Regions from separate parts of the Homo sapiens genome. Here regions 1, 2, 4 and 5 are each linked to region 3. Evidence: chromatin loops called from intact Hi-C (ENCODE). Cell type or tissue: heart right ventricle. All regions are shown on one strand.

Region 1 (5,000 bases), 290 kb after region 3:
TCCCTAATACTTAGCACAGTACCACACCTAGTACCAATACGCAGTTGTTAGATTGATGGGTGTATGAACCAAAATGATCTTGGAAGCAAGTGAAGTCCATGACTCACTTACCATATAGAGCTGGACAATGAATTGAAAAGTTTTAATTTTTTTCAAATCACAATAGCATCCCTACCTTACTTGCTATTACAAATATTTGATCTCAATTTTCTATAAGTGTAGTATTTGCAATTTTTTCATGGATTAAGGTTTCTTAGTATCTATACATTATCTTCACTGGGGAATTTTTCAGCAATCATTTTGATGGTCTAATTGATTAACTCTTTAATGGAACATAAATACTGCTTGATATCTCTGGGCCACAGCAGCAAATTATAATCAATATTCCATTCCTTGAGTTGGCCAGACATAGCTATAAAATATTAGTGATCTCTTATGCACACTTTTCTCCCTAAAAATGCTTTTTTTCTCCTCTTACTTCTTTCAAAATTGAACAGAAGTGAATGGAAGAGATTGCAATGCCTCTAACTTTTCTGATGAATATAGATTCATCAATTTTATTGTCTTTGGGATCAAGCCCAGATCATCATGTTGGCATTAAGGTCCCTCTGTAATTCGTCCTTAGCTTACTTATCCAATTTTGACAAGAAATCTTCCCTTCCACTCATGTAAGTCTTGTAAATTGACCACAATCACGATGTGCCTACACCTATTTGCACATTCCAGTATTTCCTTGTGCCATGCACTAAGGGTAAGCTGTCTTTTTCTTTTCCTCTTCTACGAATCCTATTTATTTTAGGATAAGTTTCAAGTTCTTCTTCCTATAATGATTAATACTTTATATTTTATAGCAATATATAATTTATGCTATGTGTTAACATAAATATTTCTCTTTGGTCTTAATTCTCCCTACAGCACCCTTTTAACATTTAACATAGCAGATCTTTCATAGCAGATCTTTTTTTTGAGATGGAGTCTCGCTCTATCACCCAGGCTGGAGTGCAGTGGCAGGATCTCAGCTCACTGCAACCTCCACCTCCCGGGTTCAAGTGATTCTCCTTCCTCAGCCTCCTGAGTAGTTGAGCAGTTGGGATTACAGGTGCCCACTACCACGCCCGGCTAATTTTTGTATTTTAGTAGAGATGGGGTTTTGCCATGTTGGTCAGGCTGGTCTTGAACTCCTGACCTCAGGTGATCCACCCACCTCAGCCTCCCAAAGTGCTGGGATTACAGGTGTGAGCCACCGTGCCCGGCCCATAGCAGATCTTTAAACATTTTGAACAGATAACCATCAGCTGCAAAACCTCTTATGACTTTAGAAAAAAATCCAGAGTCTTTATTATGGGCTACAAGGCTCTAAATGATATAGCTGTAGCCTTCCTTTCTGACCTCCTCTTTACCATGTTTCCTCTCCCTAGTTCCACGTGATATTTCCTAGGGCCTTTTCACTGGCCATTTCTCCTGCTGGATTCCTGCTTCCCCACTAGTGGCTCACTCCCTCACCTCATCATGGCTCTGCCCAAATCTCACTTCCTCAGAGAGACCCTTCTTGGCCACCCTCGCTAAAGCAGTCATCACCTCTCAACCCCTATCACTCCAGCCAAGCTTCATTTTCTCATGGCAGTACTTACCATTACTGTCACAAAATATTAGTTTGTTTATTGCCTGTCTCTTCCTCCTACATGTGAACTCTCATAAGGAATGAGGACAGGGGCTTTTTCTGTCTTGTTCATAATGCATTCATCTTCCTTGGCATGATGTAGGTGCTTAGTAAATATTTATTAAACAAATGCATAAATTATTGAGAGTATGAATTAAAAAACTGAATTAGGTTTGATCTCCAAACCTAATTCTGTGTAGTGTAGCCACTTCACAGGTGACCATTTGGGATTCGGGAGGGAAAGAGATTTGTGAAAGTAACATAGCCAGTGAAGGAAACAAGCCAAAGTAGAAGACATTCCTGTTATTCTCAGCTGCTTACAATTTCCCCTGTTACTCACTGTCCTCTTTCTTTTGTGTCTTCCTCTAGGAGGCTGGTTGTCTTATTTAATATATGTAAAAATGTAAATTGATGCTTTGTTTTTCTTCCCAGACTTTAACTCAGCCTGAGCACTCATCTTACTCCATACACATGGCTTCTATTGATTTATGTGTTAGAAAAATCCAAATCCATTTTGAAAAGGGAGACATTTTCCAATATTGAGATTATTTACCATATATACAATATCCCATATACAATATTGATATACAATATTGAGATATTTCGAGAGAATGTGATGTAAGCCCAGATGATATTAACAATACAAGGAATATTTACAAGGACTCGTATTGTAAATATATATTTACAATTACACAATATACATACAATTATACAATATGAATATAAAGAGAGATTTGTACAGTTGTAGTATTATTGGAATAAGTACCTTTTCTAAGTAACTACTTCAAGAGGGCAAACACCTTTATCGATATATTAATTCTTATATATTAGCTAAAACTCAATGTCCCCACTACTTTATCTTCTCCATCAATACTGTAACTTCCTATAGACAGATAAAGCCTTTTCATGTCTTTAGATTCCTCAAAAAGTAGCCAATATATATTATGAATTTTTTTGCAGTTTTATTAAAAGCTTATTCTAAACCATATGGCAGTATTGCAAAAGAAAAAAGAAACTAATGTAAAGCGGTGATCACTGTGAAAACCCAGTTCCTAGACTCAAGTACATTTTTTGTTTGAAATTTGAAATGACTTATTTTTAACAATAGGTGGCGCTTCACAGGTTTTTTTGTGTGTGAGGTTAAATGCACTGGCTATATGAAATATATCTGTGCTATCAATTTTTTAAGTTAATACAAGAACACTGATTCATATAATACATTGGTAAGTAATGGAAACTATTGCTATTAAACTTACCGTATTTATGGAGCATCAAAACTAACATTCTAAGAGATTATAAAAAAGGCAGCAGTAAATATACCTTTTGAAAATATGTAGGATTCTGTTTTTTTACTTTTCTATTTATTTTCAACTTTTATAAATGTTATTCAATCACTTTTTAAAATATGCATTTGCTTTTTTTACTCAATGATCACAAAGAGTTTACAAATTTTATAGAAGGGATTTTTACTATTTATAATGATCTCTATCTTAACTAGAAGTACAATATTAATGATTGAAAATTCCAGATAAATGATAAGGTGAGCAGGGCTCAGCAGGTGTGTAATCTCAAATTATTAGCAGATAGCTGGTCCAAAATCCCCCTCATGCACACATACAGCAATACTATTATTAAAATCAGAGTTCTCAGGCTCAGAAAAACAAAAGTAAAATAGAATTGCCTCAAAACAGTTATAAGGCAAATAAAATCATTATTTGGGGTGAAGAACCTAGAAAAAGGGGGCCTTAAACATTTCCTCATCATACAATGTGATTGAGGCAATGATAACTAATAATTTGTACAGAACTTTAAAGCTTATAAAGTCCTTGCATATATAATGAGTCATTCAGTAGCACTAGGATTTGGGAAGAGCAAGTATTTTTATTAACTTCAGGTTATTGATGAGAAAGCAGGTTCAGAGAAATTAAGTGAAGGTTACCTAGCTAGAAAGTGGCAAAGTTGGGACTTCATATCATCTGATCCTATATCTGGTACTCTTTTCATAATACCATGCTATTTTCCTAGTTATAATACTGGACATAGGGGCATTATGATTAAATATGACACATAAGCTAAAGTTATAGACCATGATATACAAGGATAATATCGTCAGAACTCAGGTCTTCAATACATGTATCCTATCAATTATTATAGACCACTTGAAATGTTTATATAAATGGAGTTATTAGAAATGTGACAAGAAAATTACAAATCAAGGGAAACTCTAAGTATAAACTTTTTTAAATTTTTTATTTTTTTGAGGCAGAGTCTCGCTCTGCGCCCAGGCTGGAGTGCAGTGGGGCGATCTCGGCTCACCGCAAGCTCCGGCTCCTGGGTTCACGCCATTCTCCTGCCTCAGCCTCCCGAGTAGCTGGGACTACAAGCGCCCGCCACCACGCCCGGCTAATTTTTTTGTATTTTTTTAGTAGAGACCGGGGTTTCACCGTGTTAGCCAGGATGGTCTCGATTTCCTGACCTCGTGATCCGCCCGCCTCAGCCTCCCAAAGTGCTGGGATTACAGACGTGAGCCACCGCACCTGGCAAACATATTTTTAAAAAAACTCTTTTGGGAAGTTTTTTATGTTTTCTTTTCTTTTTCTTTTTTTTTTCTTTTTCTTTTTTTTTTTTTTTTTTTTTTTTTTTTGAGATGGAGTCTTGCTCTGTCGCCTAGACTGGAGTGCAGTGGTGCGATCTCTCCTCACTGCAACCTCTGCCTCACGGGTTCAAACAATTCTCCTGCCTCAGGCTCCAGAGTAGCTGGGATTACAGGCACTTACCACCATGCCCGGCTCATTTTTGTATTTTTAGTAGAGGCAGGGTTTCGCCACGTTGGCCAGGCTGGTCTCGAGCTCCTGACCTCAGGTGATCCACCCGCCTCGGCCTCCCAACTGCTGGGATTACAGGCGTGAGCTACCGTGTCCAGCCTTCTTTTTTCAATATTAGTCATTCTCTGTTCTTAAAGGGTATGGCTATAGTTGTTTCATCAAATCAATATTCTACTTTTTTTTCCGTTCAAATAAAGGATAAACTGTAGCCTTTGACGTAGGTTATTTCAATAGGAAATATTATAGTGAGGAAGCCCTAAGAGATGCTTTTTTTGTTTTGTTTTTGTTTTAATGAGAACACACTTTTATTTTCTTACTGTGCTATCTTTGGGGGACAGTTACAAGTTTAACTTAACGTAGATTCTTACGTGCTTGTCTCTGAAGATTAAGATAGCAGTAGGTAGTTGTGGGAATGAGAGATTGATAAATTTTGTTGACCAGAATCAAAGATGATACCAGGTGATCATTATAAGGGCCATTCCACTTCTTGTTTCAAAATACAAATCAGCGGAAGA
Region 2 (5,000 bases), 1.2 Mb after region 3:
CTATAACTATAAAAAATATTTTCAAAATTTTGATAAGGATTACATTAAATCTGTGGATTGCTTTGGGTATTATGGGCTTTTTAACAATATTAATTCTTCCAATCCACAAAGATGGGACATCTTTCCATTTATTTATATCTTCTTTAATTTCTTTCATCAATGTTTCATTGTTTTACGTGCATAGATCTTTTATCTCCTCAGTTAAGTTTATTCCCAAGTAGTTCATTTTCTTGATGCTATAAATGAGATTATTTTCTTAAATACAATCCTAATCTTAAATATAAAGATTATATTTTTGCCAGTCTTAAATTGTTTTTCACATCAGTCATTGTTAATATACAGAAATGTAAATGTTTTATGTTTATTTTACATTCTCCAACTTTCCTGAAATGTTTATGAGTTCTAACATTTTTTGATGGATGATTTAGGATTTCAGGATTTTCTATATGTAATGTAATGTCATCTGCAGGCAGAGACAATTCTACTTCTTTTCCAATTTGGATGTGTTTTCTTTCTTTTTTCTGATTATTGTTCTGGCAAGCAGGCTTGATGTTTTCGTTAATTGATTCTCCAGAGCTATGTCAGCAAACTATAGCCTGAGGACCAACTTCTGTGTCTGCCTATTTTTGTAAATAAAGTTTTATGAGAACATAGCCAAGCCCATTTGTTTACATATTATGTTTTCATACGATTACAGCAATGTTGATTAGTGGCCCAAAGTTAAGGTATTTACTATCTCTTCCTTTTTGAAAAAATTATGCCAATTCATACTCTACTGCATGTTGTTTGTACATTTCTTGCCACCTCATTCTGTTTAATATAATGGCAGTGACTTGATTTGTCTCATCCCTTGAGCTGAACTATGTAAAAGAAGCACAGTAGAAACACTTAAAACCTAAAAGATGTGGATTAAGGAGCTGTCAACTTCAAGACAATGTCCTGCAGCCCCCAGTACTTACCTGTTGTCTTTTTCATTACATGGAATAGGTGGATGTCGATACATCTCTATGAGCAGGTGTATTTGTATAAGTTAGTCATCTTCTGAATCTCCTATTACAGAACCAGGCCCATTATCAATCATAAGTGTATATTTTTTGACTGCTTCTTATATCTCTTGCTTTCCTTAGTTTTCTTTGTCATGAGGATATTTGATAGCCACATGCTGTGACAACAAAACAACTGGTTAACATAACAAATCCAGTTAAATGTTTGCTTTTTTATATGATGACTGCTATTGAGTTTTAATTTTTTGGCAGAAAAATTTGATTTTATTTTTACCAAATTAATCTGTCTTTTTTCTTTCCCACTGGCAAAAATAGAATCCTTACTCTAGAGTGAGTAATCTTTACTCAATCTTTACTGAATAACTTTCATTTGACCTATGTGTAATCACAGCAGAAGTGCTTTCTCCAGCTGAACTCTTTATTTAAATGACAGGGGTTACGCAGTATATATATGAAAGAGATGAATATCTTCATGCTCCTGCTGAAAGGAGAGAGTGCTTAGCCTGGACCTTCTTCCCACTGCCTATGGAGACCCCACATGGCCGCCTGTGGAATCCCCAGAACTACGTAGGGCACACTTTTAAATCTACTAGAGCTAAGATTTAAATGAAATTAGTAAATTACTCTCTATTGGGGAGTGGCATGTATTTGTATGGTTTAGTGTCTAGAATTACATGCTAAGAAACACTGGCAGGACTTTATTTTAAAAAATAATAAACTGTTTTCAGCTTTGGAAACTTCAAAAAATATTTAAGCACCATTTATCAGAAAAGTCAAACTATTGTTCATCTTCCCATCACTTACAGATATAATCAAGGCATTACATTTTGCAGTACCGAACTTGTTAAAAAGCCATATTTCTAAAAATCCAAGTAACCATTTTGCATATGAAGAGAATACAAAGTTCTGCTGAATGCTAATGTGACCCAGAAATAGCATTACCCTCTCCACATATTGGTTTGGCACATTCTTTTACCTTTAAGTAGAAACAGCAATCAAAGTGCTTGTAGCCATTTCTGAATCTTCTGTCAAAGTTAAAATTGCTTTGTCAATTTCATAAAATGGAAACATTTTATGAAATATTATTTTATTTCTCCTTGGCCTTATCATCATTCTTATATAATAAATATATTACTTGTCCTAATATAATTTATTTAATAATGTATATGTGCCTATAACCATAAGGCAATTCTTAGCAAGGTGTCTGGTTACAGCATATACTCAATAGGTGATCACATTTGTTGTCCTTGTTTGTAATAACTTTAGAGAGCATCAGAAGACTAGAATATGAAAACAAACGGAGCAATACAATATGCTCTACACAAAAGTAATCCTTTGCCATAAAGAGCACATTTTCGTAGACACAAAAATGGAGGTCTACCCTGCCATCTAGTGGATATATTGGGAAATAAAAAAATTTGTTTTTAAGGTTTCAAAGGAAGTTGCATTACATTTCACCAAAATGTTGCATTTTTCTTGAGCAAATAGCATCTGCTCTCTGTATTGCTTTCAGCATATTCTGTGAAGATTTATGCATGAATGAAATAAGATAATTTTCAGAAATCTTGGAAAAAGTGGGACTTGAGGATTACAGAACAGAAGCTAAAAAATTACAGTGCTTAATGAATGTTTTCACATATGGAACATCACAAAGCGAGAGTGAGAGAGGAAGGAGACAAATTGATGCCCGTATCGAGTTGTTTAAAAGAGGGAACAAATAAAAAAGAAACTACTTAGCAAATTTTTAAAGCTTAAAACCAGTCCCCAGGGTTCAAGGAATTATTCTCTAACACATGGAAAGCTTGGCAAAGACGGAAAATATCTTTTGGAAGAAATTTCAGTGTCTGGAAAGAGAAAGAAAAGGGAAGATGAAGAACATGTGATGAAAGAAAGCACAGCATTTATGAAGAATTCGGCAGCTCTGCAGCTGCTGAGAGCGGTGTCTGGCAGTGGCAGTTTTCCTTAACTTCACCTCAGAGCTGTTGGGTTTTGGTGGGAAAGAAAGCATGTTTAAAGAAAAACTTTCAATAAACTGGATGCAAAAAGTTTGCATTACCTTGTTAAAATGAAATACTATCAAAAGACTAATGTAATACCAAGCAAAGTGAATCTCCGGCCAGTTTGATGTCTCTCATGTTTCTGCTTGAGTATATGCATAAGATGTACGTGCCATAGGCCTTGACTTTAAAATGTTTGTGTGATATTGTATAAAAGATGTAGATGATAAACAAAAGAAATTTACAAATACTATTTGAGCTTTCAGAATGATGTGAGACATATTTCTACTAGCGTCCGTTGAAAATGTTCCAATGTGTTTTGCAAAATAATTTTTTAGGAGGAAAACATTGATTAAGACATAGGCTGAACTGTTAAAATTATTAATAAAACTCATCTGTTTGTTAAAAAATTAACAATAACATGGCATTGATTTTATTCAGGATGTCAAAATGTGTTTTTATGATTATGCATGTTTATAGCTTTGTCACACAAGTGACATGAATTCTCGGCAATTAAAAAGGACTTGAATTTCAAGGCACTTTAGGAAGATGATCTGCTCCTCTAGTAGCTCTGCATTTTATCAAGTTATGGTTCTGGAGTAAAGCACTGCAAATTTCAGACCTCCACCTGAAGAAACGGTAGAACCATTTCTTGTTTGTATTGTTTTACAATATTATTACCATGAGACCACAGTAGGGAACTTTACTTTGCCTACCTACCGAAGTGTTATATGTGGATATACAAATTTAAAGAAGCAGAGAAAGATTCTATTACAAAAGAAAAAAATAGTGCATGGAAAAGAAGACTGCCACATCACCCCTCATTACAGCATACAAAGAGTTATTGTGTGAATGTTCAAACTTAGTAACCTCTGCCAGTTGAGCCGCTGGCCTGTCTCTTGGGCAGTTTTTGATGGGCCTGCTAGAGCTATCCTATCAGAAGGAATGAAGAGATTAACAGGAAGAATAGCAGTTTGATATTTTAAAACTTTTGATAGCCAAGTCCATTGTGCTATTCATTCCCAGCATGTTTAGGACACTTTGCAGAATATCAGATAGGAAAATAGTTCCCCTACAGGAAGAGGGAGATCTAAAAGGTAAGGACCCTTAGTTTGGGAACAATATTCTTGGGCTGGCCAGAGGTGAGGGCAGATTGAATTCTGATCTAGCTCATTAGTGATTAGTGCTAGAGTCTTAGAGGGGAAAAAGGGGAGGTTGATAATAAATAGGAATAAAAAATAAAAGTGGAACTATTCACATTGATTTATGAAATGGAGATAATACTTTTTGAGAGCTAACAGACAGCCCCCCACTTTCTCCTATTTATAGCCTTTTGAAAGGAAGAAAATAAATGGTATTTCATGGAACAGACAAGCTGGAGGAATTGTGGTCTTGCAACAGTACAGTGGGTTCTTTAGATGGTTGTGATGACCTAGATACATTGGGCATGGCTAGAGACTTCCAGCCACCTGAGAACCAGGAAGGCAGGTGGCCTTGTAGAGCAAGCCTAAAGTCTGTGAGAAGAGGGACTCCAGAAACTTCTCTGTGACAACCTCCCATTGTCTTACAATAATGTGGCCCTGGGTGTTATAAACCTGCCATGTCATCTCTTGCCCTTAGAAACAGCTGACTGAACCAGAGGTGGACAACTAACCAATGTTTAGCCAATCGGACTCTCTTTTTCAGAAATTTAGAGTTAGAACCACTTCCAACTTGGACCTAATGCTACAAAAGTCTGGACCTCCAATATATAAACTGGAAAACTGTGCTTGATCCATGTTTTTCCATGTGGACAAAGGAGCAGAGAAAGAGTCTGCAGAGGGACAAAGGAAAACAAATGCAAAAGAGGAGTAGAGATGAGAAATACCTAAAGCTATATCTGAACAGTTTTAAATCATTCGTTCCAGTTCTTTTCTGTGCTCCACCCATATTTCTGCCCTTGGATTTTTATTAGATATCTCTACACTCTTATGATACATTCTTATTTGACTTAAGGAAG
Region 3 (5,000 bases):
GGCTACAAAGGCTTTAGGCCATAGGAATAGAGGAATTTATTCTTACTAAATTCATCTTATTAGATTTGATTAATCTTCCCAACTTGTCAACTGTGGGATCTTGTTTCTGTCATTCTCTATGTATTTCTTTATTCATTGATAGCAAAGGCACTATATATCTTAAATACCAAGAAGAATTTATATAGCTTTCTTTTTGAAAAATTGTTTAAAGTATCTAGTTCAAGATCCCCAATCTAGGTGAACTTCATGGAACATTTAATTGACATGGAGATAATTAGGGGATGTTCTGAAGAGTTACCAAAGAGAACTCCTAAAGAGAAACTAGATGGTTGAGATTATTTATGGAGGAAGAACAGATGAAAGTAAAATTCTGCTATTAAGAATACTATCTGGGTAAAGAAATGCTTTCTGCTTTCTTTGGTGGAAATAGATAAGAGTGAGCAGACTTATATTCATTCATTGAAATTCAGATAAATTCATAACCAAAGTTTTATTATATATATACTGATAAGGTGAAGAGTTCAACACTAATCTAGTTTGAACTCCATAGATATTTAAAACCAGCTATTTTAATTTCTTTTAGCTTTAAGACAATGCTGAAATATGTACTTAATTTTCTGAATACTTTGCTCTTTATAGTTGCCGTTTCATGAATTTGTGATATTAGACTTATTGTATGAGGAGTTTTGTATTTTTCTTCTTTGAACTTTTTGCTTATAGTGCTTTGGGCACAGACCTTCCCAAACCTTAGTATTTCTGGATGAATTTTTTGAGAGTGCACAACATTGGAAAGGAGCTTTTGCATAATGCCAGCAATGTAGCTGAGGAAATGGGTCTGGAGGAAAATGAGATTTGACACCTGTAACAGAGGATAAATATGATAGGGGCCAGAGTGCCTTATACAGAGTGTGATAGGAAAGCTCAAAACTAACAGAAACAAGCAATGGAAGAGTAAAGGCAGACAGATGGTTGCAGAGATCTTAGTTTCTGATGCTAGCTGTGTTATTAACAGACTGTGTATTATTTGAAATAATTTATCCTCACTGAGCATCTGTTTCTGTACCTGTGAAAAATGTACTAGATAATCTTTGATATATCATTCAAGCTCTACAATTATCTTCTTTTGTGACACAGAGACAGACAAGAATAGAGATTATCAATGTTATATAAAAGGATGTTACTTACCAAACAAGTTTCTGAGGTTTTTGTTTTTTGTTTTCTGTTTTGTTTCTTTTTAGGTACCACCTTCCCAGACTTTCTTGTTACTGTAACGTTTATTTCTTCAAACAGATCATAAAGCAAGCAGATATTATCCAGGTGTGCAAAAGTGATTAACCATGTGATTTTCAGAAAAAAAAAAAAAAAAAGAAAAAGCAATCAATCAGCCTTTAAGGCTGTTGTTGTGTAATAAAAACCTTGCTTGACAGTTGAAGTACACCTTAACTTTTTCATTTAAAATTTATTACTCTTTGAAAAAGGAGAACTTGTTGAGCAGCATATTTTCTTTTTTCACAGATGTCTGATTAGCCTGCAATATTTTGGTTCTATTTAATATACTTTTAACTATTTTTTAATGAATATGAATGTAAAAATAATGTTGAGTTAGAATAGAAATATCTAACTGTATGATTAAAGTTGAATCACTTATAAATTTGAAAAAGCTTCTTGTCTTCTATTGTTAATGCTCCTAGAATCTCATGTTTGAGAACGAATGTTCAGTGTAGCCAAAACCTAAATCTGGGACTATATGTTGAATGTTTTAAAGTCACTAGTAGAAGGGCAATTTGGTGGCTAATTTTAAAGTACATAAAGAGTATTAACAATAATGAAGTGTCATTTTGTTCCTGGCATTCTGTGTGTGTGTGTGTGTGTGTGTGTGTGTGTGTGTGTGTGGTGTCAAAAAAGTATCTGAAGGGGCCTGTAATAGAAAACCTAGTTCCTTTATGATATACACAATCTAGCTTGAAATTTTAATGCATTAAATTCATAAAACATGAAGAGTTTAAGCTTTGCAACACTTAATTGACACATGCGTCAGAATAAGTTTGGAAAAAAATGAACCTTCATACATTTTGACTTCTCTGTTTTCTATTTGATAACTTTGGTATTGCAGTTACTCTTTTTTGACACAAGATGGTGATGTTCACCTGAAATGTTTCCTGAGTACAGGCTCTACTGCGTTTAGAGGCTCCCCCTTATTTATCCAAAGAGCAGCTTAAAGAAATGAATGAAACTGGCTTTGCTTTAAGAGATAATAGTTGAAGAAAAGCAAGAGAGTGTGTCCTCTTTTATAACTGATTTAACAAATAATGATTCAAATTTAAGTGTGGGTTTGTGTGAGTTGAGGACTGGGGAGCGGAGAGCACTGGGAAAAAGGAAAGTTGAACAGTGGAGAATTAGCAGTCATTAGGTATGCAGTATGCATTAAGTCTATGCTATGTGTTTTACATATGATGTCTAGTTAATTTTAGTCAAATATGAGCACTTTACATGTATTTTACACAATACTAGTGCATTCCTTGTTTAATTGTGCAAGTTTAGAAGTACGGTGTGTGTTTGTTCTTTCTTAAAAAAATTATGACGTATCATCAGCCAGTGTAGTAGCTTTATTCATAATTTAAGTGATACTGTTTCATTTTTAAAAATACACAAGTTTCTTACATATAGTTAAATATATATTTAACATAGTATCCGACAATCTCAGTCCTAGGTATTTACCCAAGAAAAATGAATAAATTGTCCAGCAAAGACCTGTTTGTAATGTTTATAGCAACTTTATTTATAACACCTAAACAACCCAAATGTCTACCTACGTGAATGAATAAATAAGTTGCAACATGTCCATACAGTGAAATACTACTCAGTCATGAAAAGGAACAAATTATTGATATATGCAAAGATGGATAAATTTCAAAAGCATTATGCTAAGTAAAAATAGTCAGATATAAAAGACTATACACTATACTGACATTGTGAGGATTGCAGGGACAGAAATCAGTTCGGGGATCTGAGGGAGGAAATTTCACCACAGAGCAGCAATGGGAAACTTTTTGGAATGATGTAGATATTCTATATCTTGGCTGTAGTGGTGATTACAGGACTGCATATACAGGGATACCTCGTTATATTGTGGTTTATTGCACTTTGCAAGTAGTGTATTTTTTATAAATTGAGTATTTGTGGTAACCCTGCAAGTCCATTGGTGCCATTTTTCCAACAGCATATTCTCACTTCACATTTTGGTGATTTTTGTAATATTTCAATCTTCCTCATTATTATTATTATGTTATCTTGATCTGAGATCAGTGATATTTAACATTATTATTGTAATTGTTTTAGGACACCATAAACCACACCCATGTAAGACAGCAAACCTAATAAATAAACGTTTTGTGTTCTGGTTGCTCCAACAGCCAGCCATTTTTCTGTCTCTTTTCCTCTCTTTGGGCCTCCCTACTCCCTGAGACACAACAGTACTGAAATTATGCCAAAGAATAACCCTACAATGATTTCCAGATGTTCAGATTAAAGGTAGAGTCTCACATCTGTCACATTAATCAAATGCTAGAAATGATTAAGTTTCATGAGAATGGCATGTCAAAAGCTGAGAGAGGCCAAAAGCTAGGCCTCTTTCACCAAATGTTTAGCCAAGTTGTAAATGCTAAGGAAAAGTTCTTGAAGGAAATTAAAAGTGCTACTTCAGTGAACACATGAATGATAAGAAAGCAAAACAGCCTTATTACTGATATGGAGAAAGTTTTAGTGATCTGGATAGAAGATCAAACCAACTACAGCATTCTCTTAAGCCAAAGCCTAATCCAGAGCAAAGCCCTAATGCTCTTCAATTCTGTGAAGGCGGAGAAAGGTCAGGAAGCTGCAGAAGAAAAGTTGGCAGCTAGCAGAACTTGGGTCATTAAGTTTAAGGAAAGAAGCTATCTGCATAACATAAAAATGTAAAGTGAAGCAGCAAGTGCTGATGTAGAAGCCGTAGCCAGTTATACAGAAAATCTAGCTAAGATAATTAATGAAGGTGGTTAACTAAACAACAGATTTTTAATGTAGCAAAAACAGCCTTATATTAGAAGAAGATGGTAATCTAGGACTTTCATAGCTAGAGAAGAGAAATTAATGCCTGGCTTCACGCTTCAAAGGATAGGGTGACTCTGTTGTTAGGGGCTAATGCAGCTGGTGACTACGTGGAAGCCAGTGCTCATTTACCATTCTGAAAATCCTAGGGTTCTGAACAGTTATGTTAAGTCTACTCTGCCTGTGCTCGATCAATGGAAAAACAAAGCCTGGTTGACAGCACATCTGTTTACGGCACAGTTTTCTCAATATTTGAAGCTCACTGTCGATACCTATTGCTGAGGAAAAAAAAAGATTCCTTTTGAGATGTTACTGTTCATTGACAATGCACATGGTTACTCAAGGCTCTGATGGAAATGCACAAGGAGAATTAATGTTTTTGTGTCTGCTAAAACAGTATCTATTCTGCAGCCTATGGATGAAGGAGTAATATTGACTTTCAAGTCTTATGATATAAGAAATACGTTTCTTAAGGCTATTGCTGCTGTAATAGTAGATATGGGCAAAGTAAACCTCCTTGAAAGGAGTCACCATTCTAGATGCCATGAAGATCATTCATGATTTATGGGAGGAGGTGAAAATACGTCAACTTTAACAGGAGTCTAGAAGAAGTTGATTCCAGCCCTCAGGGATAATTTTGAGGGCTTCAAGACATCAGTGGAGGAAGTAACTACAGATAAGGTAGATACAGCAAAAGAGCTAGAATTAGAAGTGGAGTGTGAAGTTGGGACTGAATTGCTGCAATCTCATGAACAAATTAGAATGGATGAGGAGTTATTTCTTATGGCTGAGCAAATAAAGTGATTTCTTGAGATGGAATCTACTGGTGAAGATGCTGTGAATATTGTTGAAATGGTAACTGAGGATTTAGTATATCGTGTAAGTTTAGTTGTTAAAACAGCAGGGTTTGAGAG
Region 4 (5,000 bases), 1.2 Mb after region 3:
GAAGGAGAAAGAACAATCTTTTCAACAGATGGTTTTAGAACGACGGGCTATCCATATGGAGAAAAATACACTTCAGCTGTTACTTCACAGCCTACACAAAAATTAATTCAAAATAGTTCACGGTACTAAATGTTAATACCCCAAAGTCTAAATCTTCAAAAAGAAAACATAGGAAGAAATATTTATGACAATAGACTAAGCAGATTTTTTAGATCAGACCACCAAAGATCAAGAACCAAAAAAGAAAAATTTTATGATGTGTACTGTACCAAATATATTAATTCATGTTCTTATAAAGATGGTTTTAAGAAAATGGAAAGTTATGATATCAGATAGGGAGAAAGTATTCATTACAAAGAACTTGTATCTGAAATATATATTTTAAAATTCACAATACTTACGTGTGAGCATGTATACACAATACATAATGAACTCCTACAGTTCAATAAAAACACAAGTAGCCCAAATTAAAAAAAAAAAACTATGCAAATGACTTGAAGAAACACTTCACAAAAGAAGGTAAACAAATAGCCAAAATGAAAAGTTATATAGCATCATTAGTCAAAGAACTACAATGAAATCAGTGTAATTTCGTTACATGATGAAATGCCACTAACACATTCTAGAATGGCTAAAAATAAAATAACTGTCAATACCAAGTGTCTGTGAGAATGTGGGGCAACTGGAATTCTAATGCACTGCTGGTGGGGATGAAAAGTGGTACAAGTACTTATATAACACAACCAGGCAGTTTCTAACACAGTTGATGAGCTCTTTCAACAAGACCCAGTGATTCCACTTCTAGGTATTTATCCAAAAGATATGAAAATCTATGTCCAACCAAAATAAATGATCCTGGCATAAATACTCCTAGCACCTTGATTCATAATACCTCAAACTGAAACAGTCCAAATATTAAACAACAGGTGAATGGATAAACCAATTGTGGTATATTTATATAAAGAAATTTTCTTCAGTCATACGTAGGTACTAACTCAACACGATACGACATATATAAATAGCAAAAGAAACCAGTCACAAAAGAGTATGCATCGTATAATTCCATCTATATAAAATTTCAGAACTATAAATCTATTTTGTAAAGGAGCAGGTAGGAACATTCTGGGGTGATAGAAACAGCCCATAACTTTTTACTTGGGTGAATACAATTATTGAAAATGTTTAGATTTTATTGTATGTAAATTATATCTCAATAAGGCTGTAAAATAAAAAATAAAATTAAATAAAAAAATTATTTCCCCAAATTTACACGCGACACCATTACAGAGTTAACTAGTTCTCTGAGATATAGCCCTAAGATGGTTTATTTTTGCTCCCTCATTAATTTTTGTTCTTCACAGATGATATAAAATAATAGAAAAACTTAAAAAAAATTCCTAGCAAGAGGTAATGTAGTTTTGAATTTTATTTCTTTTACAATTATGAACATTCTTATTTCCTTATTTGATGAAAACAATCAATTTTATTATCTCGTAACTGAAATAATTTGATTTCTTTAAAAAGGAACTCATTTTTATAGAGTTCTACAACAGCAAGTTGGATAAATATTTTTAATTTTTGTTTTTAGTTATTAGTATTTTAATTTCTATTTTACTATTAATTTCTATTTTTCTAATTACTATTTTAGTAATTAGAAATTAGCTATGATTATATTATAAATATTTGATGTAGCAAATATTTATAATAATCATCATAACTAATTTCTACTCACTGAGGACACATATATCTATATGCTTACACATGACTTTTTAAAAAAATAAGCAAGTAAAGAAATTTGTGCAATAATAATTATCCAGAAGCCACTTGTGCAGTGCTAGCGCAAGCATTTCGTTTTCATTGGTAGAGTTCTACTGCCCTCTCCTGGTCCCTGCATCTTGCATCAATAGGGACGCAGATGGAATCTGGAGGCACTGCGAGACTCCTTGCAAAAGTACACGGAGACTTAATGCTAGAAGAGTAATAACCTCAAAATTTTCCCCATCAGATGATCTCAATTCAATGATGTATCATATCCACTAAAGGAGAAACCTAAGTCTATATAGAGTTAGAATGAACTTCAACTTTTTAAAATGTGAGGTGACCTCAGACATTAGATACAGTACAACCTCCTTATTTTATTGAAGTCAAATTTGAGGCTCCCAAAATTGAAGTGCCTTTATCCAATTAAATGCAATGAGTCAGTGGTGAATCCAGGAATAAAATATAGCATTTGTGTTTATTCAAATGGAACTAGGCGAAAGTTCACCTCTGCTGAACGCATTATTACAAACAATTCACATTTGTAAAAAACCAGATAGCAGGGAGTAATATGAAAAACAACACATACAAATAAGTTTCTTTCCTTCTCTTATTCCTTTCTTCCTCCTTCTTTCTGCCCTGCTTCCCCTTTCCTCCCTCTTTCTCTCTTTCTTTTCCCTTTCCTTCCTTCCTTTCCTTCCTTCCTTCCCTCCTCTTTCTCTTTTCCTTCCCTTTATTCTTTCTTTCCCTTTCTTTCTCTTTCTTTCTTTTTCTTTCTTCTTTCTTTCTTTCTTTTTCTTTCTTCTTTCTTTCTTTCTTTCCTTCCTTTCTTTCTCTTTCTTCTTTCTTTCTTCTTTCCTTTCTTCCTTTCTTCCTCTGTATATCAGAACACTAATTACTAAAGACACTGGTTATAAGTTATGGTGACAGCATGGAGGAAAGGTAAAATTCCTGGGCTTTGACATTAGATGTGTGTTTTAATGCCATTTCTACCATTGATAAACCATGTGATCATCATGTAATCACACTAATGCCTTAATCAGTAAATTGGAGATGGAAATAATGGCACTATATTATACAGGGCTTGTGAGTATTAAGGCCATAAGTGCTTGGTTTTAATTATTTAAAAAATAAATAGTATGAATAATTATAAGAATAGAATTTGTGCAAGAATTTAGAGTGATTGTGTATGTAATAAGTTCACTCTAACAATGAAAATGGAATGCTAGTACTAGCACTGCAAAAGTTGCTTCTGGATAATTATTACTGCATAGATTTCTTTACTTGCTTATTTTTTGAAGTCATGTGTAAATATATAAGTATATACTAATAAACATAGCGAGTTTAATAAAATATAGGTAGTAGTGCTATCATTCCTCCTACTATGTTGCGATTTCATTTTAAAATATTATACTTATTATTCAATATTTATGTCTGGCCCAACATTTGATATGTAGTGTATTTTATCAAATTTATCCTGAAACCAAAGTAAGATCTATAAAATTTGGAAGTAGTATGATTTAAAGATATTGAGAACTTCATTCTTTTATCCAGCTCAAAACTAGTGATTCCATCATTGATATCTTAGTGGATAAAAGTCCCAGAATATCTTTGGATGAAATACTGAAAATTTCACTTTAATATCAAGTTTTGTTAGGGAGGAGGAACACAAAGCCATTTTATTTTTATTGCTGTATTGTAAACATTAACCAGGTAGCTTAAGGAAAGCAAGGCAGGAAAGGCGGCAATGGCTCTGTTGGAGTGATGGGCAAGCAGCTCAGCTCAGACCTTGGGCTATTAGGTGTGGTCTTTGCCACTGGGCGTCATTGCTTCTAAGCCTTTCAGCCAACAAAGCAAGAAAGATCATGTGTGTATACAAATGTGTTATATTTATATGTAGCTGCTATGGTCTGAATGTTTCCCTCCGCATATTCATATGTTAAATACTAATCACCACAGTGATGGTATTAGAGGGTGGGGCCTTTGGGAGCTGATTAGATTGTGAGAACAGAGCCCTCATGAATGGAATTAATGACCTTGTAAAAGAGGGCCCCGAGAGAGCTGCCTTGCCCCTTTCACCACGTGAGGACATAGTGAGATGTCTGCATCTGGGAAAAGGGCTCTCATCCATAACCTGGCCATACTAGTGCCTTAATCTTAGATTTCCCAGCCTCCCAAACTGTGAGAGAAATTTCCGTTACCTATAAGCCACCCAGTTTATTGTATTTTGTTATAGGCAACTCACATGGACTAAGGCAATGTCCGTCGGTATCTATATTAAGCTAAATATGAGTATATACTGATGTCTCAAACTAATTTATAACCATGTGGATTATCCTAGCCTCCTACCCTTGCTTATCTGTAAATTCCCACTTCAACAGTGAAAAATCTGGCTCTCATGACCTGCTATCCCTTTGGTTAACTGTTCAATTCCAGGAGCATATGTACCAGTATTAGAGCTGTTAACCTATATCTCCACAGAAAAAAGGTTGTCAGCTAGAATGGAGTGCTTATGCCCATTTCCTTCTGCCTTAAATCTTACAGACACCTTTCATTTCCAAAGATACTTAGGTCCACATCTCTTGCTCCTATTCCCTTCAGTCAGATTGTTTCATACATTTATAATATATTCTCTTATCACAGTCTGGATGCCATCTGGGCTCCCCAACCCCCTAAATGATTTGTTTTTTTTTTACTTTGCATACATTAATGTTCAATCTTTGTACTGTAAAGCTCTTTGGGTTTTGATAAATGCATAAAATCATGTATCCAACATCACAGTATTATACAGAATAGTTACACCACCCTAAAAATCTCCTGTTTCACCTCTTCAACCTTCCTCTAGAATCCTTGGCAACCTCTAATCTTTTTTATGTCTCTATTATTTTGCCTTTTCCAGAATGTCAACTATTGGGCAAACAGTATATAATATTTTCAGACATGCTTCTTTCACTTAGCAATGTGAATTTAAGTTTCCTTCATTTTGTTTTGTATTTTGATAGCTCATTTTAAAATCCCCGAATAACATTTTATTCTATGGGGGTATCACAGTTTATTTATCCACTCACCTATTGAATAACATCTTGGTTGCTGACACTCTTCAGTGATTATTAAGAAAGCTGCTATAAACTTTCATCAGCAATGAGTGAGATTTCTGGTTGCCCCATATCCTAGTCAGTATTCGGTATTATCAGTTTTTTAGATATTAGCCCTTCTAATAGTTATGTAGTGGTAATTCAGTG
Region 5 (5,000 bases), 560 kb after region 3:
ATGAACTGATGTAAAGTGAAGAATATCCTGGGGAAATAAAAGGAAGACCTCTATTGAAAAGAAGAGCCAAGAACATTAGAGTAACTAAGAATGAACCAATAAATGTGGGATGCTCCTGAGATGCTGGGGGCATATGATCGAAAGGCAGTTGTGATAGAAGCTGAGCAAGTGACGGCAAGGCCAAGGCAGAGGACCCAACAGTTCCAGGGAGTGGATTGAGAACTCAATCTGCAGCAGTAAGTGAACATAGAAGAAACCAGTGAAGATAGATGCCCCCAAGGGTCAGGGTTAGGAGAGTTGCTTGTGATAAGAAATGATATTAACCCAGAGAGGGCTTGGAGGAGGCTGATGCTCAACCCTCAAAAAGCCAAGTAACAGGACATTATATCCTTCTAACTCCACTCATCATTTCAGGATACAGTTTTTATCTTAAAAGTCCTTTTTTATTGTAGTAAAAATAGTGGTCCACTTGGAAAAACTATGCATTCAGCTCCCAGTAGATGCTCTGGGTATGATGAATGGCCAGAAGGAAGAAAGGGGAAAGGTCAGGGGCATGGTCTTTGGGAGAGAAAACCACCCCCTTTTGTCATCAGATAGCTACTGGAACTTTGCAGGGGAAGGATTATCTGGGATGTAAGTCAGAGGTTGTGTATCAGAGATGGAAACCTCCAGGTCCAGAGTTCAGAGGACAGAATTGTGGGAAGATAACAGGGTGTGTACATGACATTTGGAGAGGATAGGCATGAAAGAACCTGATAGAGATAATCCACAGTGGAAGGGCTGCAGTACCTCCAGAGCAAGTGTGGACTATAAACAGAAAACAGGAAGAGGAGCCTGGGGAAAACAGAATCCAGAAAGCACACTGGAGAAAAGAAAACTCAATATAAAACTTAATGCCTGGAAGAGAACTAAAGACTCATCAGAAACTTCTTGAAAGGACACCTCAGGAAGATGCCAGCTGAGGTGGTGGCTGAGGAGGCATCCAGTTGCTCTGCCACTCTTTTGACCTGAAGTGAAATAGAAGGTCTGGGGTTATGCAGGTAAAGATCGCTTACACATCCTGGAATCTCAGAGTATCAGCCTAGACCTGGGGAAAGAGGGAGGTGAGACTAGGTCAGAATTCTAAGAAGTGAAGCCTCTTTGGGATACAAAATAAAAGTAGTACAAGGGAGCCCCTTGTGGAACTTTTTAAATACCCAAGACTGTTGACAAGTTGGGACAATTCTGTGACAGATCTCATAAGATAGAAAGTTTATGTTTACATTTAGCAAACTTGATGTGTTGGACTGTGGCTGGGGTGAAGGAGGGGATGACACTGGGAAGACCAGGAAGAGATGAAAGGCCATAACTCAAAAGGTATAAGTTCAGGAAGAGGAATTTTCCCCTTACTGGTCGTGAAAGGATCATGTAAATGACCCCAGGCTTAGTGAAGTGGGAGCACCATAAGATAAGTCTCTTCTGTGGTGTTCTGGTCTTGACAACAAAAGTATTTTAAATAAATTGGTTAAAGAGCATAAGAAATTGTGTAAGCATTAAGGAAAAAGTATAACTAGCTTCTATTTAGCTTCATATAAGGATATAACATAAAATATTTTCCAAAAACTAGTACAAAATACATTGAAGTACTATTTGAATATCATTGGTGTTTTCCAGTGGAAAAAGAAATTTATATTGAAAATGCCAACTTTACAAAATAAAGAAGTGTTTAGAACTGTTCATCACTACAGGTAGGCATGCTCTATCAGATAGTATACCTTGAGCAAGAAGACTTTATGGTGATTTGAATCAACAAAACACCATATCTTGTTCAAAAAAGGTGCTCAATATGTGTTTGAGTGGATAAAATGAGTATATGTTGAGTAAAGAAATTAAAGAATAAATTAAAGACATAGTTGTATATTCCACTTGGGAAGTCTTTCTCCAGGGATGGGTTAGCTGCCCTTCCAGGGGCTCCCATTCTACCATGGGTATCTCCTATCCTATCCTGTCCTGTCCTGTCCTACTTTATGCTATGTTCTCTAATAAACTATAAGCTACTTGAGGTTAGGAACTAGTTCTTATTCTTCATGATAACTGTAGCCCTGACCATAGTGCTCTGCACATGGTAGATATTCAAGAAATAGTTGTATAAATGAATGGCATTTAAGCTTAAGCCAAATGCTAAATTAGCATCATACCTGGGAAATTAAGAGGGGTTAATTTTTTAGGGGTTAATACTTGAATGTTTTTTAGAAAGTCCATTAAGGAGCTATGATAAGAGAGAAGCAGAGGAACAATTCGGACAGTGTTATTATTTTAATTTGACCATATATTTGGAATGGAAAATGGATTGTAATGATTCAGAGCAAAGAATTCCTTTCTTGGAAATGAAAGGCTGGAAAATGAAGCATGGAGACATACTTCTTATTGAAAACACAGCAGGGGAGTGTCCTTCCCCCTAAAATCATTCAGACTGTCAGATTAAACATATATTATTTCTTAAAAAAATATTCCCAGAGGAAATCCAGCATCTATCTCCCCCTACTGGTGTCATATTAAGAGTGATGTCTGACTGTTTTCCCTTGAAATGAGGAATGTTCTAATTAAGATGAACATTTTAATTTGTTATTTGGACAAAAAAAACTTATATAAAACTTAAGCATTCTACAATGGACATTTGTGTTGTAATGAGCTTTAGCAATATTTGAGATATACATTGTTTCATCACACATAAAGAATGGTTAAATATTCTGGCTAGTTCATCTGCCATTAACAGATTTATATGACAATGGATTGTAACTGATTGATACAATGAAAGTTTTATTTACTACAGAAAATTTCAAACATATACAAAATATAAAGAATAATATAATTCTTTACATATACATACATATAATGGGAACTTCCATGTCCCATTATCTAGCTCCAACAAACAAGTCATAACTAATCTTGTTTCATTTATTACTTCCCCAAGGTCTCACATCCAGGTTGTTTTGAAGCAAAGTCCAAGCATTGTATCACTTCATCTGCAAATATTTCAATAAGTACCCAAAAGGTAAGGATGCTTAAAATATCCTCATAATATCATTATTATGCCTAATAGGTTTTTTTTTTTATCAATTATCTAGTCAGTGTTTACGTTTCCACAATTGTTTTAAATTTTGTCATTATTTATTTTATAGCTTGTTAGAAACAGGCTTTTAATAAGAGCTATAGATTATAATTGTTTGATATGTTTCTTAAATCTCATGGAATTGTAAATTCTTCCTCTATCAATTTTTTCTTTTAAAAAATATAATTATTTTTATTTTTAAAATAGATTTAGGGAATATAACTTTTTTCTTGCATTTTTTTTTTTTTGCTAAAACTGCATCATTTGTGTTCTGTGTTGTGTCTTATATAATGTGCCACAATCTGGAATTTGCTGCCTGGATCCCCATGGCATCGTATAAGACATTCATCTGTCCCTTGTATTTCTTGTAAATTGGTAGTTAGATCCAGAGGCTTAAGTTTATTCAGGTTTGATTTTTTTTTTTTTGCAAGAAGCTGTTATGCACTTTCATCACTCAAAGTTTGGCAGCAATTGAAGTTCATCATCTACTCCAGACTCTCTAGAGCAGCATTCGCTAATACAAGTTTCTATGGTGATGGAAGTATTCTATATCTGTTCTATCTAATATGGTAGCCACTAGCCACACATGGCTACTAAGCACTTGAATTGTGGCTAGTGTGGCTGAGAAATTGGCTTTTTATTTAAAAACTTTTAATTACTTTTAATTTAAATAGTCACATGTGGCTAATGATTACCATAGCAGATAATATAGCTCTTGACTCATTAATTCATTAATGGCTAAAAAATAATAATCTTATTTTATAATTTTTTCTTCATTAATTAAAATATTTTTATAAAGAGAAACTTCCTCTTATCAACTGAATTGTTGCCATGAGATTCAGTTCATACAATACAGGCAGAAAAGTAGTTTAATTTTCCCCCATATTTATCAGTTATCAAATAATGAGTTGATTCCCTAGTATTCTCCAAAGGTGACCCAAGGAGATTTTTTTTGTTATGAAGTCATATTTTGTATTTTAATTCATTGTAATTATTCTTATTGATGCTCAAATTGATCTAACCTTGGCCAGAGAGAACCTATTTCTTTTGAGTGCTCTTCATATGATCCTGTGAATATCAGTGTCCTGACTTCATCTACATTGTTCCAGGGTCATCTTATACATGGCCTGTCTCATGTCTAAAATTAGCCATTTGTCCAAGAAGCCCTGATTCCAGTTAGTAGTCTATTTCAAGAACATATCTGGACACTTGGGGTGATCATTGCTATTGGGTTGGTAATTCTTCTAGCTTGATAAAAGCACAACTAGAAATAGATTTTTTTAAAAGATAAACTAGATCATAAATTTATCTTGATACATTCAACTTAAAGTCAGGCAATGGAATTGTCTTTGATTTTAACTTTTTTTTTGTTTTTATGGTGAAAACCTGGAGTTTTAATAACATTAATTTAGTTACCCATTTCCTTTATGCCACAATATATACACAGTAATTTCAGAATAAACAATACCAACAATACCAGCAACAAAATTATTATTGAGAAAGTATAAGATTTTTTTTTTGATTTTGCATAATTTTTGTCCTTAGGGTCCTTCTCATGGATGACATTTTATTGTATTTTAGGTTTATATGAAGTAGTTCATCCTTGTGTGGTTTTGCCACAAACTGGATACACTTTTATATTTCTTTCATTTTATTTTTAGATAAATGAGATATCTTTTTAAGAAATGTAGTTTAATTTTATGATTATGTAAGATATTTATAAATGTGGTTTGAGAGTAAAATCTATAAAACAAAGTATTCAAAGATGTTTAGATTCTCTATCTCCTTAACTCAATTTCCTCACTCCAAGGATTTATTTAAAAACATTTACGATTTAATCCTTCATTTATTGTTATTAGCAAAGATGTGTATATATTTTTATCCTTCTTATATTAACCATAGTATACTA

Evidence for each region. Hi-C counts contacts between places; a loop is a spot of excess contacts. Peaks named below come from ENCODE experiments on the same cell type or tissue, not always from the same donor. Only the 100,000 strongest peaks of a DNase experiment are listed, where the experiment ranks them.
Region 1: a loop joins it to region 3, with 2.9 times the contacts of the local background. A loop is called at or near these places in 27 of 110 quality-filtered maps.
Region 2: a loop joins it to region 3, with 6 times the contacts of the local background. A loop is called at or near these places in 25 of 110 quality-filtered maps.
Region 4: it touches region 3 in a loop (10-fold over the local background); 68 of 110 quality-filtered maps call a loop at or near these places.
Region 5: it touches region 3 in a loop (12-fold over the local background); 51 of 110 quality-filtered maps call a loop at or near these places.

The regions. Positions count from the first base shown.
Region 1 is chr4:123,388,270-123,393,269 of GRCh38, forward strand. No RefSeq gene overlaps it. Among named protein-coding and RNA genes, the nearest start is that of SPRY1, 6.0 kb to the right of the region's middle. In heart right ventricle, a CTCF peak has its summit at 2,764 (motif pointing right); no DNase peak of the experiment used is centred here; H3K4me3 peaks cover 14 bases; H3K27ac peaks cover 453 bases.
Region 2 is chr4:124,320,042-124,325,041 of GRCh38, forward strand. No RefSeq gene overlaps it. Among named protein-coding and RNA genes, the nearest start is that of LINC02516, 240 kb to the right of the region's middle. In heart right ventricle, a CTCF peak has its summit at 2,403 (motif pointing left); no DNase peak of the experiment used is centred here; H3K4me3 peaks cover 566 bases.
Region 3 is chr4:123,100,946-123,105,945 of GRCh38, forward strand. All of the region lies in intron 14 of AFG2A (AAA ATPase AFG2A), which reads left to right. Among named protein-coding and RNA genes, the nearest start is that of AFG2A, 180 kb to the left of the region's middle. In heart right ventricle, CTCF peaks have their summits at 2,139 and 2,340; no DNase peak of the experiment used is centred here; H3K27ac peaks cover 1,644 bases.
Region 4 is chr4:124,260,529-124,265,528 of GRCh38, forward strand. The region is part of intron 3 of LOC105377406 (a long non-coding RNA gene); the gene reads left to right. Among named protein-coding and RNA genes, the nearest start is that of LINC02516, 300 kb to the right of the region's middle. In heart right ventricle, CTCF peaks have their summits at 1,877 (motif pointing left) and 2,092; a DNase peak (open chromatin) is centred at 1,893.
Region 5 is chr4:123,658,800-123,663,799 of GRCh38, forward strand. LINC01091 (long intergenic non-protein coding RNA 1091) reads left to right here. Exons shown (of 6, transcript NR_027105.3): 3 at 2,954-3,034. Among named protein-coding and RNA genes, the nearest start is that of LINC01091, 11 kb to the left of the region's middle. In heart right ventricle, CTCF peaks have their summits at 1,181 and 2,521 (motif pointing left); no DNase peak of the experiment used is centred here.